Linked DNA regions of Homo sapiens: regions 1, 2 and 3 are each linked to region 4. Evidence: chromatin contacts called from ENCODE Hi-C or POLR2A ChIA-PET data. All regions are on one chromosome and are shown on one strand. Each heading gives the region's core, a stretch centred on a gene start or an enhancer-like site at or near the end of the contact. The rest is flanking DNA. Distances are from core to core; before and after follow the strand shown.

Region 1 (2,779 bases), core at 55-2,554, 67 kb before region 4:
GTAATACATTATAAAACTTCTGGAAGATTTCTATTTCTGGTTTCTGCCATAATAAATAGTAGGGGTTTAAGCTGAGCTGCTTTTTTGACTTAAAAGATTTTTACACAGTCAGCTACTTACAACAGGACATACTGTAATACCAAAATGGAAACTACTTAATCAACATTTCCTCAAGAAAACACAGATCATACATAAAAGCCTATAAGTGTAAAGTTTTATTTCAAAAAGTAGCATTTACATTTTATTTATCAACAGAAGCTCAAATTTTTTCTCTGGTTTTGTCACCATATTCAGTTAATTTTGGTCAACATTGATAACATACACACCAAAAACCAGAAACGTAAGCAGCAATATAAGGTAATTTATTTATAATGTTAAACAAAAGCATACTTTCTGTAACCAACACAGACTGCTGGTTACAGAATAATTATGATCCTGTTCTCATGCTATGTCTTTTTAAAACTGTTTCTTTAAAGGATTTAAGCCATTCAGAAAACCCAACAGTTTGTGAATCACCCAATACAAAAAATTTCTTATTTCAAGTTTCAAATTGTAGTCATCTATAGCATTACAAAAGAACTGACAAAAGATCAAAAACTGCTGGGTGATCTCAAAATATCCCTCTTCCCTTTCTGTCCACTCCTCAAAACACAGTTTAAATTGATAAAAATTAAAACCTCTTAACTGAAATTCCTTCAGCCTCACAGTTGGTCCTGTTGGTTTTACTACGTATAACTTCTATCATCTAAGAAAATTTGCAGGAAATAAATTTTTAGTCACTGAGTTCTTCATTTAAATAGGAAAAACAATTACTCAGAATTAAACACGTTATTGTAATAGGCTTCATGAGCTTTGGTGTCCTAAAAAGAATCATTAAAACTAGATTTCATTAGGTAGGTACTATGGGGTAAATAATGATATACTCTAAGGACCAGCTTTTCTTCACTAAATGCTATCTGTTCTGTAACCTTAATTTACATGGCTCAAATTTATTCATACATTTTTATAAAGACAGGAACTACGGTTATAAGCACACTTATTTTGCTCTTTGGTATGAAAAAGTAGAGTTTGATAATGCCAATTTGCTACCATCTACGTATCTGGATAAATTAACCAGCTAAGTCAAAATAAGCCATGGTATACATATGAAGATTGGTAGGCCCGAGGGAAGTAACTAATTTAGTAGCCAAAATTAGTTTGGCTTCTGACTCACAATTTTAGTAGTCAAAATTAGTTTGGCTTCTGACTCACAATTTAAAATAATCCTTTGCAATATTCTTCATTTAATTGCCTCATTCTTTGTACTTCCTCTTCACAATGTCTAGGCTCACTTCCTAAGAGTTTTCTTGCAGAAATCAGCATTTATTGACCTCTCAAAGAACACACACTTGCTGTTGTCAGCAAAGAACACGGGATTGGAGAAAAAGCATTGTAGAAGCACTGGAAGGAAATAAAAGTGTATCTTCTCATGAAATAATGTTTGTTCAGATCTGGGACCTCAAAGAAATACTGAACATTTTGATATATAAAAAGAAATTATGTGCATTCCAACCCAAGAGTTCATTTCCTCTGACTGATTCAGGGCCTGACTTTTAGTTGCTATAATTGAGTAGAAAGATAATTTCTACCACATTTACTGGTACTTAGATGGTTAAGCAACATTACAGCCTCAGTATTTTTCACGGTGTCTTAGCACAATCTTACAAAGGTTCTTAACAAACAAAAGTACAAGCCTCTTGAGGTCATCTGAGATCTTATGGGACTTTTCATAATGGTAGGGTGTTAATCCCTATGGTCTGGCCTTTCTCCAATTTAAACCATTACCTAAACTGCTTACCTGAACTCCTATTACCTATTCAATTGGCTCACACATCCTTCATTCTCAATCTTGAACCACAGACCTTGCACACATTTTTTAACAGGCAAGGTAAAATGGCTTCTTTGGGTGCTTAACTACTACAGAAAATGTTTCTCACTCCAGAAGAATTAGTAAAACAGCAGTTTAAACTATACTGTGCTATGACCGTTTGAATTTTTTTTACCATTATTTTGTACGGTACACAGAACACTCTAATTGTCTGTGATTTTACATAGTCTTGGAATTTCAAGCTTTTATCTCTGACAAGAGAATTTGTTCATGATCAGCTTACGTGCTAAACACAGCTGTGAAAGTGCAATTAAGGTCTTATTTCACACCATGTTAGGTACCAAACCTGAGCTAGCACAAGGATGAAACAATGCTAACAGGCCCGGTTAACCACTCCCCTTGTCCCAACCATCCACCTTTCTCTCCCTCTCCACCCTTCACACACACACACACACACACACACACACACACACACACACACACCATGCACATGCTTTTCCTAAATTTGTATATAGTTGTATGCACATATATGTATAATGTATAAATGTGTTCACGTGTTTATACACATAATTTCAACCAGAAACATATATGGTTCATAAAGGTGAAAACAGAAGAACAACGTATCTTTCTCTCTTCACAAGAATAGGTTCTACATATCCTAAGAAACACTAAACAAAAAGAGGTCAATAATCCTTGATCCAAAATTCTTCTTCTTCTTTTTTTTTTTTTTTGAGACAGGGTCTCACTCAGTTGCCTAGGCTGAATTGCAGTGGCACAATCATAGTTTACTGCAGCCTTGACCTCCTGGGCTCAAGTGATCCTCTCACCTCAGCCTCCCAAGTAACTGGGATGACAGGCATGTGCCACCCTACCCGGCTGATTTCATTTTTATTTTTGTAGAAACGGAGTCTC
Region 2 (2,867 bases), core at 15-2,514, 110 kb after region 4:
TTTTTTCATCCTTAAAACTTTTTTCATTTTCCAAAACTGAAACTCCATATCCTTAAACAATAACTCCTGTGGCCTCCTCCCTTAGCCCCTATCACCATTCTACTTTCTGTCTATATGGATTTGACAAATCTATGTACCTCATATAATTGGAATTATATGATATTTATCTTTTTGTGACTGGCTTATTCCACTTAACATAATTCTTTAAGATTCATTCACGTTGTAGCATATGTCAAAATGTGCTTCTTTTTTAAGGCTGAAAAATATTCCATTGTATGTGTATACCACATTTTGTTTGTCTGTCTATCAATGAGTTGCTTCCACCTTTTGGAGATTGAGAATAATGCTGTTATCAACAGGGGTGTACAGAAAATATTTTATTATTTACTTACTTTTTGAGACAAGGTCTTGTTCTGTTGCCAGGCTGGAGTTCAGTGGCATGACCTTGGCTCACTGCAATCTCTGACTCCAGGGCTCAAGTGATCCTCCTACCTCAGCCTCCCGAGTAGCTGGGACTACAGGTGTGGGCTGCCACGCCCAGCTACTTTTTGTATTTTTTGTAGAGACTGGGTTTTGCTATGTTGTGCAGGCTCGTCTCGAACTCCTGAGCTCAAGCAATCCACCTGACTCCACCTCCCAAAGTGCTGGGATTACAGGTGTGTGCCACCACACCAGGCCAGAAAATATTTTTAAAGACTGCAGATTCCTTAGATGTTCTAATTTACTGACTCAAGTCTTGAAAGTGGGAGAGGCAGGGTGGGGAGCAATTTGGAAGATATATTTTAAATGTTTTCCAGGTGATTTGGAGTACAGATAGTATAGTCCTTGAGTTGTCAATTGGAAGTCACTGATACCACACGGTGAGTACTACTTGTACTAGTCTACAGGTATAGAAAAAAACAGAACAATAAGGTTATGACGTGAGAGCTTTTTGTGTTGTTGAAAATGAAAGAGAAGTTGAATTTGGCAAAAATGAGAAGGGAGGGCATTTCAGGTTGGAGAAAAAATTAATTAAGAGATATAAACATTCTGATTTTAAAGTAGTTCCCACTTATCTGTGGTTTCACTTTCTGTGGTTTCAGTTACCCACAATCAATTGTGATCTGAAAATATTAAATAGAAAATACCAGAAATAAATAATTCCTATGTTTTTTATAGCATTCTATCCTGAGTTTTGTGATGAAATCTCACACTGCTCTGCTCCATGCTGCCTGGGACATGACTCATCCCTTTGTTCGGTGTATTCACGCCGAATATGCTGCCTGCCCATTAGTCATTTAGTAGCTTTTTGATAATGAGATCAACTGTCGTGGTATCACAGTGCTTGCGTTCAAGTAACCCTTATTTTACTTACTAATGGCCCTAAAGTGCAAGAGTGGTGATGATGGTGGATATGCCAAAGAGGATCCATAAAATGCTTTCTTTAAGTGAAAAAGTGTAAGTTCTCCACTTAAAAAAGAAAAAAAATTACATACCGAGATTACTAAGATCTACAGTAAGAATGAATCCTCCCTCTGTGAAATTGTGAAGAAGGAAAAAGAAATTCATGCATAGTACACTTGCATGTTTAGTACTATCTGTGTCTTCAGGCATCCACTGGGGGTTTTAGAACGTATCCCCCACGGTAAGGGGGATACCGCATTTTTCTAGGTGTCTCTAATTGTGCTGTCACAGCTCTTTCCAAGTCTAGACTCATGAAATATATATATTTTGTTCAACTATTATTGAAAACAACTAAGTATTGTTCCACTAAGAATATAATAAATTTTGTTGTATTTATGAAACTTCCATTAGAGCAACAACATTGTTAGTTTAGCCTTCCCATACATTTCTGTTTTTTTCTCTGGAGTGAAGATAGAACAGCAAGGGAAAAAAAAACTGATGCAGTAATATGACCTCTTAAAACTGAAATTCATCTAAAATGGTCTTTTGACCATGATGGACTGCGTAAGTTGTAATACAACAAAATCATTTCAAAATCTTTTTTCCAATAGCTGCACGTGTATATTATTTGATCCAACACTGAAACGAAATTGCAAACATTTTAACAGCTTCTTTGTTGCAGCTCTGAATCAGAAGGGGAAACTTGCCAGAAATCCTGGTTTTTTTTTCCCCAAATCATTCCATCCACTTCTAAATTAATGCATTGGTTGTATTCTGCCCCCTTTGGTTGAATTACATTAAAGACAAATTTATTCTTTAATCTTCTACAATAAAAAGATGTTAATTCCACTATTTAATTTATTTTCTAGATAAAATAATATGTGTTTCTGATACATCTGTTTTTAAATTTTCCCATTTTTATAAGTTGCTTGGATGTGACCAGGAAAATTCCTCCTACGATGGCTTTAAAATAAATTTTATTAACCTATTTTCATTTTGTGAGTGAACCAGTGATATTTACTATGACTTTCTTCTTCCTTTCAAGTATAATTCAAGTTGTTATTTGATAGTGTGTTGTTAACTGAAACTTATGGAGAGTTTCTTACATGTAACTTAGAGTTAAGTGAGAGAGACAGACATTTATGAAATAATCTCACAAATATTTTTATAAGTACCAAAATTGAATCCTTCCTGGACTTTCAGAGTGAATATTAAGGGGATTTTGTCTGTTTAAGGGGTCACGAAAGGAATTTGAGCTGAGAGTTAAAGCATAAGTAAGACAAAATGCATAATATTGGGTGTGTGGGAGGCCAGGAAGGTTTCAGGAAGAGGGAAGGGCATGAACAAAAGTTAAACATAGGCCTCTGTGGCTAGAGCTCAGGCAGCAAATGCAAATGTGCTTCAAGCTATATTAAGAACTTTGCCTTTATTCTACGTGCAATAATACATTAGCTTGGATGAATAATAGCTAAGAACCTTTCGGT
Region 3 (2,834 bases), core at 244-2,743, 98 kb before region 4:
TAAAGCAGGGCCCTGCAAACTTTTTCTTAAAGGAACAGTTAAGAATTATTTTTGGCTTTGCCCATATGGTTCTGTTGCAACTACCCAATTGTGCCTTGTAGTGCAAAAGCAATGATAGGCAATACCAATAAATATTGGTGCGGCTATGTTACAACAAATCTTCATTTACAAGAAATAAGCAGTGAGCCAGATTTGTCTCAAGGGCGATAACTTGTGACTCTCCTTAAGTCAGCTAGAGGGCATATACATTTAAATGGCATTGCTAGGCTGAAGGGTATATGCCTTTGAAATTTTTATTTACTTCTCAAATGGATCTTTTATTACATGGGGCTACGAGGCCCTCAAATGGACACTCTAGAGAGAGCACCCATAATCTCAGTGTCAACTGTGTCAAGGGCCTGAGATTTTGCCCTACTTGTAAACTAACAAGGTAGCCTGCCACCCTTTCAAGGATGAAGGTAGAAGACAGGAGACTCAGATCAGAGACAAATGACTTTATTAGTCACATCCCAGCAAGAATATATCAGCATATTTGCATCAGTTCCCTTATCCCCACTGTCATGACAGCAACACGGATGAGCCCAAATGGATGTCTGCATGCCCAGTGCGTTTACAGGAAAGGAAGCCTGAGTTTAGGAAGCCCAGATCTATAATGCACAGTAAGTATGGCTGACTTTTGCTCTGGAGAGATAAATTCTCTCTCCATATACACAGTAAACATACCTGCCCTTTGTTCCAGAGGGAGAAACTATGTCTACTTTCCATGGCTGTTTAGTATACAAGCATCCTTGAAAGGACAGTCCAAAACAAAGGCAGTCAGTGCTTCTGCTTGTAAAACATGGAAATGCAAGAGGCCCAAGGAAAATCACCTTCTAACAATATGTACCCTTTGCTTCTACATTGTCTTAGGCTCCCAGTCAATTTTTCTATAAGTATGCCATTCTATCAACCAAGCTGATTAATCTGACCAACAAAGGGAGGACCAAATGTATTTAATTTGCCTTATGAATTATGTAATTAAGGCTACTACAAACAGGAACTCTGAGCAGCAAGGTGAGGTCAATCTACAGTACTGACTTCCACTAGGTCCTCTAGGGTCTTGGACAAAATCAGCTAAACAAATCCCATAAACCATCAAAGTCTACCTTAGAAATTCAACTGGCTTCCTCCTCATGTTTCTGTGTTGACCTTTCCACTTAAACTAAAGCATTAATCCAGGTATAGGAAGATGCATTGGCAATTACACAGAATCTACCTTGTAATCTGTCTGGCCCATGAAGAAGTCCCAGGCAATTCTATCATACATAACAATTCTGGCTAGTGACTTGATGCTGACCTGAATACCTTTTAGAGATAAAATCCTAACACTAATCATTTCAGCTGAAGTCAGGGACTGATTTCATAATACCTATCCTAACCGGATGACTCCATCCTAGAGATAAACTACCTGCAGGGTACACGTAAATAATGAATGAGTCAGCCCCTCCAGGAAATTCCCCCAAGTAATCTAGGTTAGCCTGATTTTGGAGAAATCTCAGCAATCATATGAGAACTATATGATGTTTCCTTAAATACCTAAAGGTCTCTTAAAATCACTCTTACAATACAAGTCATTATGTTTCTGGTAAGGGGGCAAATTAATGTCTGGCTTCTATATAAGAACTAAGGGACCAAGAAGTCATGAGATCGCCCTGGAAAGAAGTGTTGTTTACAATGGTTGGAACTCCACAAGTAAGATATAAATCAGTCAGGGCACAAGCCCACAGTACTTCAAACAAGGTCTTCCATCAGAATAGTGTGGCTTAGCATTCTTATTTTAGTTCAAATAACTGAGTCTCTAAGTCCTTGTTTTTTTGGAGAAACTGTCTAAGAAACATGACATGGGGCTATGTAGCCCACAAATGGACACTCCAGAGACAGCACCCATAATCTCAGTGTCAACCATGAAGGGCCTGAGATTTTGCCCTACTTCTAAACTCAGCCAAACCTCAGCCAGCCAAACCTCTCCTGTTTGTCCACACAACAGCAAGGTGGCATTCAGCCACTTTATGGAATAACTGAGCAATGGCTACAAAAATGGGGGTGGGCAAGACATCTGAAGATATTGACAGCTATTTTGCATGGAAGGTTAGAGTGCTGGGGCCATCATTGGTTATGGGGAATGAAAACCAAAACATGGGCTGAGCCATCTGGAAACGGGTGGGAGACTTAGCACTATGTTAAATTTAAAGCATCTGAATTTTGGTTTTGGTTTTTCACTTAAGACAAGGTCTGGCTCTATCGCCCAGGCTGGAGTGCAGTGGCACAATCTTGGCTCACTGCAACCTCTGCCTCCAGGGCTCAGGTGATCCTCCCACCTCAGCCTCCTGAGTAGCCAGAATTACAAGTATGTACCACCATACCCGGCTAATTTTTTATTTTTTGTAGAGACAGGGTTTCGCCATGTTGGCCAGGCTAGTCTTGAACTCCTGAGCCCAAGCAATCTGCCTGCCTCACATCCCAAAGTGCTGGAATTACAGGTGTGAGCCACCACGCCTGGACTATTTAAGGCACTTGTAACTGTTGATAATAATCTCCTCCTCAGACTCAGACCCTTCATCTGGAAGAGTCACTGCAAAAGAAACGAGAACATTAATAATAATAATAATAATAACAATAATAATAATAATAATAATAATAATAATAAAGGTCCAGAGAACCATTATACCTCCCCACCCCCATATCTTGACCCATAAGGACCACTGTAGGGAAACTTAGTTATCTGTATATTCACCAAATGGTTATCATACTTCTGACCTGACTGTCAACCCTGCAGAAGAATCTGAGTTGTTGAG
Region 4 (3,096 bases), core at 396-2,895:
CAGCCCTGAGAACTACTGCTTAAGCAGAAAGCAGATGGAGTTCACGCTGCCTAGTCTCCACGTTGCTTCCCCTCACCCTTTATTTAAAAGAAACAAACAAACAAACAAACAAAAACCTCAGCAGAACCCCAAGATGCCATGGAAAGCTCTCATACCGCACTGAAGTCCAGTAGGTCGCTCAGCTCCTTGTCGGTCCCTATAGCGGCCATGCGTTGTTGCTGGGGATTCATCTTCGGCCACTTCTAGCAGGTCCTAGGGCAGAGGAAACGGGCTCAGCGAGAGACCACCGAGGCCCAAAGTGTGTGAGGGAACAGAGAGAGGTACTGGGGAAGATTACGCAAGAGCGCTGGGGGCGCCGGGATGACTTCCAGGACCCCGACTCGCTCCCACCGCGGCGCGAGCAAGGGGCGGGAGGGCTCAGTGCCCGCGCCGGGTCCCGGAATCCACGCGTTCCTCGCCGCGGCCCGAGATCGACGCGGCGGCTCCCGCAACTCGCCGCCTCTCCCCCAAGTTTCCGAGCCAGTCTCTGCCACCTCCTCGGCGCCCCCTGCTCCGCGCCGCCGCCGGGTGCTCCGCGCGCCGGGCCCGGCCGCGGCTGGGGTCTCGAGGAGCGGGGTGAGGGGCAATTCGGCGTCCAGCGAGCGGAGCGGCGGCGAGCGGAGATGCGAAGTGACTCACTCGCTCGGCAACAATAGAACTGACAAGTTGCAGGGAACGCGCCGCTCGCAGGCCCGCGTCTGCGGCCGCCGCCGCCCGGACGTCCCCGGCGGGCCCAGGAGGTCGGAAAGCACCCCCAGCTCATCCAAGGGGCGTTTTTAAACAGAAAACAGAAACCCCGACAACTAGTCTCGCTCTCGGCCGGCGTCCTCCTCCCCAGGCTCGGCCTCCTCCCACTTTTGCTGCCCTGCCCCGGACCTGCCGAACAATGAGCCTGGCTCCGCGGCCGAAGCCGCCCGATCTCCCGCGCGCCCCGGAGCCTGGGCGCCGGCCCGAGTCGGGCACCGAACGGGGCGCACAGGCCGAGCGCGCCGCCAGCGGGCCTGAGCGCCCGCGACTCGAGCCTCCGCCCCCACTCCGCTCCCCAACTTGGAGGGGACCCCGGGTTTCGCGCTGTACAAAGGGGCGCGGAGTTGAGGCGGGGGACGGGGGCGCCCCCACTCCGGCAGGGACGCGGCGGCGCCCCGCAGCCCCCAGCCCCGCCGCGCCGCCCCACTCCCGCTCGCTAGCCCGCAATTACCTGCCGCCCCGTCTCCGCATCCAACCACCCCGATTAAAGTTCACTTTGGCCGGGAGAACGGGCTTGGGCTTCCCCTTGCACCGCCCAGCGGCTCGGTTCACTTTGCCCCGCACGAGCTCTCGGGTCTGGGAGGGGGAGGCGGCTTTCGGGCCTGGCCGCCCCTTCCTCCCGGGGCGGGCTGTCGGTCCCCCCGAATAGAACTTGTGGGTCTCTTCAGGCGGACATTTTTTTCGCTGAGGCGGCCTCACCACCGCGCTCGGCTCGCCTCCGGATCCCTCCGCGCCGGGAAGAGCCGCGGGTTAACCCTTCCCTCCCCGACCCGCTCCGCCGCCTAGGAAGTGGGGCCGGCAGAGGGGGCGGGGAGGAGCTGTCGGGGACTGGGAGGAGCCGCACCGCGGCGGGTGGACAAAGCCCGCGGTCGGGTGAGGCGGGACGGAGTTGGGGCCGGTGGGGAGGGGCATGAGGCGCTCGCAGGCACCTCGAGAAGCAGGCCCCGACCGCTCGCCGACGAAGCCTCGTCCGGGCCTCCTGGGAGCGGGGTGGCAGGTACCGTGGCGCCTCCTCGCGTTGGTCTTGCTGGTTCTCGGCCCCCGAAGCGGAGCGACGGAGACACAGCTGTGGAAGCATCTGGATCCGCTGCCCAGGTCCCCGAGCTTCCCGGAACCCGAGGCCGCAGGACACTGAAGGCTGCCATTCCCGAGTAGGTCACGCTGGACGCCACCCTAAGCTGGGCCCAGAGGCTCCCGTCCAGGAGGGCTGCAGTCGGCGCAGACACCGCGCGTGTGGAGACGGGAGACCCATCCTCCTCGGCCGTTCCGAGAGTAGGCGCGGCCGGTCAGATTCGATGCAGAGCCGAATGCGGGAGAAAGGGCAAAACGTACCTCAAACCAGACAAAGCCTTGTGAGCTTCAGGTTCTCAAATACCCCACTCACCCAGACCCCACATCTCCAGTCAGCCCCTCGCACCCAAATCCCATTCGGAGCAACCGAACTGCACGTGGGACTAGTTCTTGGGAATGGATCAAGCCAGTCTCTTCATCTAACGGAGACAGCCCTGGGTGGCTCTGTCACACAGCCACTGTCTTGTGCACAAGTTCTGAACTTGGCCTCAGAGAAGCCCCAGAGTAGAAAGAAGACAAAATAAGCCCCAGTTCTTCGATTCTGGGCTGAAGTGAGATTTTCTTGAATGGCAGCCATTGTTTTGCCTCTTAGGTAAGTGAGTGCAGTAAAGACCGGTAAGGCCCACGCAGAAGAAACACTGAGGAAAGAAGACACTTCCAAAGTAACAAATGGGAGGAAGCAGCCAACGCCCGAGGACAACATGGCAAGAAGGAGCCTTTGGATTCCGGACTGGGATGGAAAGAGAGGTAGATTCAGCTACCATATGCCATTACTGTAGTTAGTACAGTTGTCTCTATATCCGTGGGATTGGTTCCCAGACTCTGGATTTTCTAAGATGTTCAAGTCTCTTACATAAAAATGGTGTGTTTCCCCATATACTTTAAATCATATCTAGATTACTTATAAAACCTAATACAATGCAAATGCTATGTGAATAGTTGTTAAGGTGTATTTAGGAAATAATCATCCAAAGAAATCTCTATATTTTCAGTACATTTTCAGGCTATATTTTAGGCTCTATATTTTCATGTATTTTCAGGCCTGGTAAGCCTAACTACATTTTTTGTTTTCAGTTGATTGAATCCCGGAATTTGGAAACCCCAGATACGGAGGGCGGACGGTACAACCGGAGCTGTCAGGTGGATTTCCAAGGCTTTGCATTGGCTGTACCTGAAACTTATGGTGGCCTAGACTCCCCAGTATCCACTCTTCCTTATCTTGGTAAACAAGCCCAGTTC

The links. Hi-C counts contacts between places; a loop is a spot of excess contacts on that map. ChIA-PET counts read pairs that join two places held with the same protein, here RNA polymerase II (POLR2A). Pooled maps may share reads with other maps.
Region 1: a loop to region 4 is called in a map of PC-3, with 3 times the contacts of the local background. The contact joins the enhancer-like site here to the promoter of TCF12-DT in region 4. A Hi-C loop is called at or near these places in 12 of 168 maps with a recorded cell type or tissue (A673, CD8-positive, alpha-beta T cell, HepG2 and 9 more), 20 of 37 single-sample maps with no recorded cell type and 20 of 50 pooled maps. POLR2A ChIA-PET finds 5 or more read pairs at or near these places in 8 of 52 experiments (HepG2, MCF 10A, OCI-LY7 and 5 more).
Region 2: a loop to region 4 is called in a map of ascending aorta, with 1.9 times the contacts of the local background. The contact joins the enhancer-like site here to the promoter of TCF12-DT in region 4. A Hi-C loop is called at or near these places in 1 of 168 maps with a recorded cell type or tissue (ascending aorta) and 2 of 50 pooled maps. POLR2A ChIA-PET finds 5 or more read pairs at or near these places in 2 of 52 experiments (CD8-positive, alpha-beta memory T cell and MCF 10A).
Region 3: a loop to region 4 is called in a map of Calu3, with 2.2 times the contacts of the local background. The contact joins the enhancer-like site here to the promoter of TCF12-DT in region 4. A Hi-C loop is called at or near these places in 2 of 168 maps with a recorded cell type or tissue (Calu3 and posterior cingulate gyrus) and 2 of 50 pooled maps. POLR2A ChIA-PET finds 5 or more read pairs at or near these places in 8 of 52 experiments (A673, AG04450, MCF 10A and 4 more).

The regions. Positions count from the first base shown.
Region 1 is chr15:56,983,821-56,986,599 of GRCh38, reverse strand. The region is part of intron 3 of TCF12 (transcription factor 12); the gene reads right to left. Among named protein-coding and RNA genes, the nearest start is that of TCF12, 67 kb to the right of the region's middle. Within about 2 kb of position 1,304, at least 3 of the 41 ENCODE cell types and tissues checked have a DNase peak (open chromatin) inside an H3K27ac peak, as active enhancers do; they include A673, where a contact is called at or near this core.
Region 2 is chr15:56,804,353-56,807,219 of GRCh38, reverse strand. No RefSeq gene overlaps it. Among named protein-coding and RNA genes, the nearest start is that of ZNF280D, 72 kb to the right of the region's middle. RefSeq lists an enhancer at 218-387. Within about 2 kb of position 1,264, at least 7 of the 41 ENCODE cell types and tissues checked have a DNase peak (open chromatin) inside an H3K27ac peak, as active enhancers do.
Region 3 is chr15:57,014,715-57,017,548 of GRCh38, reverse strand. All of the region lies in intron 3 of TCF12 (transcription factor 12), which reads right to left. Among named protein-coding and RNA genes, the nearest start is that of TCF12, 97 kb to the right of the region's middle. Within about 2 kb of position 1,493, at least 2 of the 41 ENCODE cell types and tissues checked have a DNase peak (open chromatin) inside an H3K27ac peak, as active enhancers do.
Region 4 is chr15:56,917,048-56,920,143 of GRCh38, reverse strand. It overlaps TCF12-DT (TCF12 divergent transcript), which reads left to right and starts at 1,645. Exons shown (of 4, transcript NR_015419.2): 1 at 1,645-2,604; 2 at 2,932-3,079. TCF12 (transcription factor 12) reads right to left here and starts at 1,500. Exons shown (of 21, transcript NM_207037.2): 1 at 1,238-1,500; 2 at 156-252. The coding sequence starts at 230. RefSeq lists silencers at 461-900, 951-1,240, 1,331-1,380, 1,551-1,680, 2,201-2,340.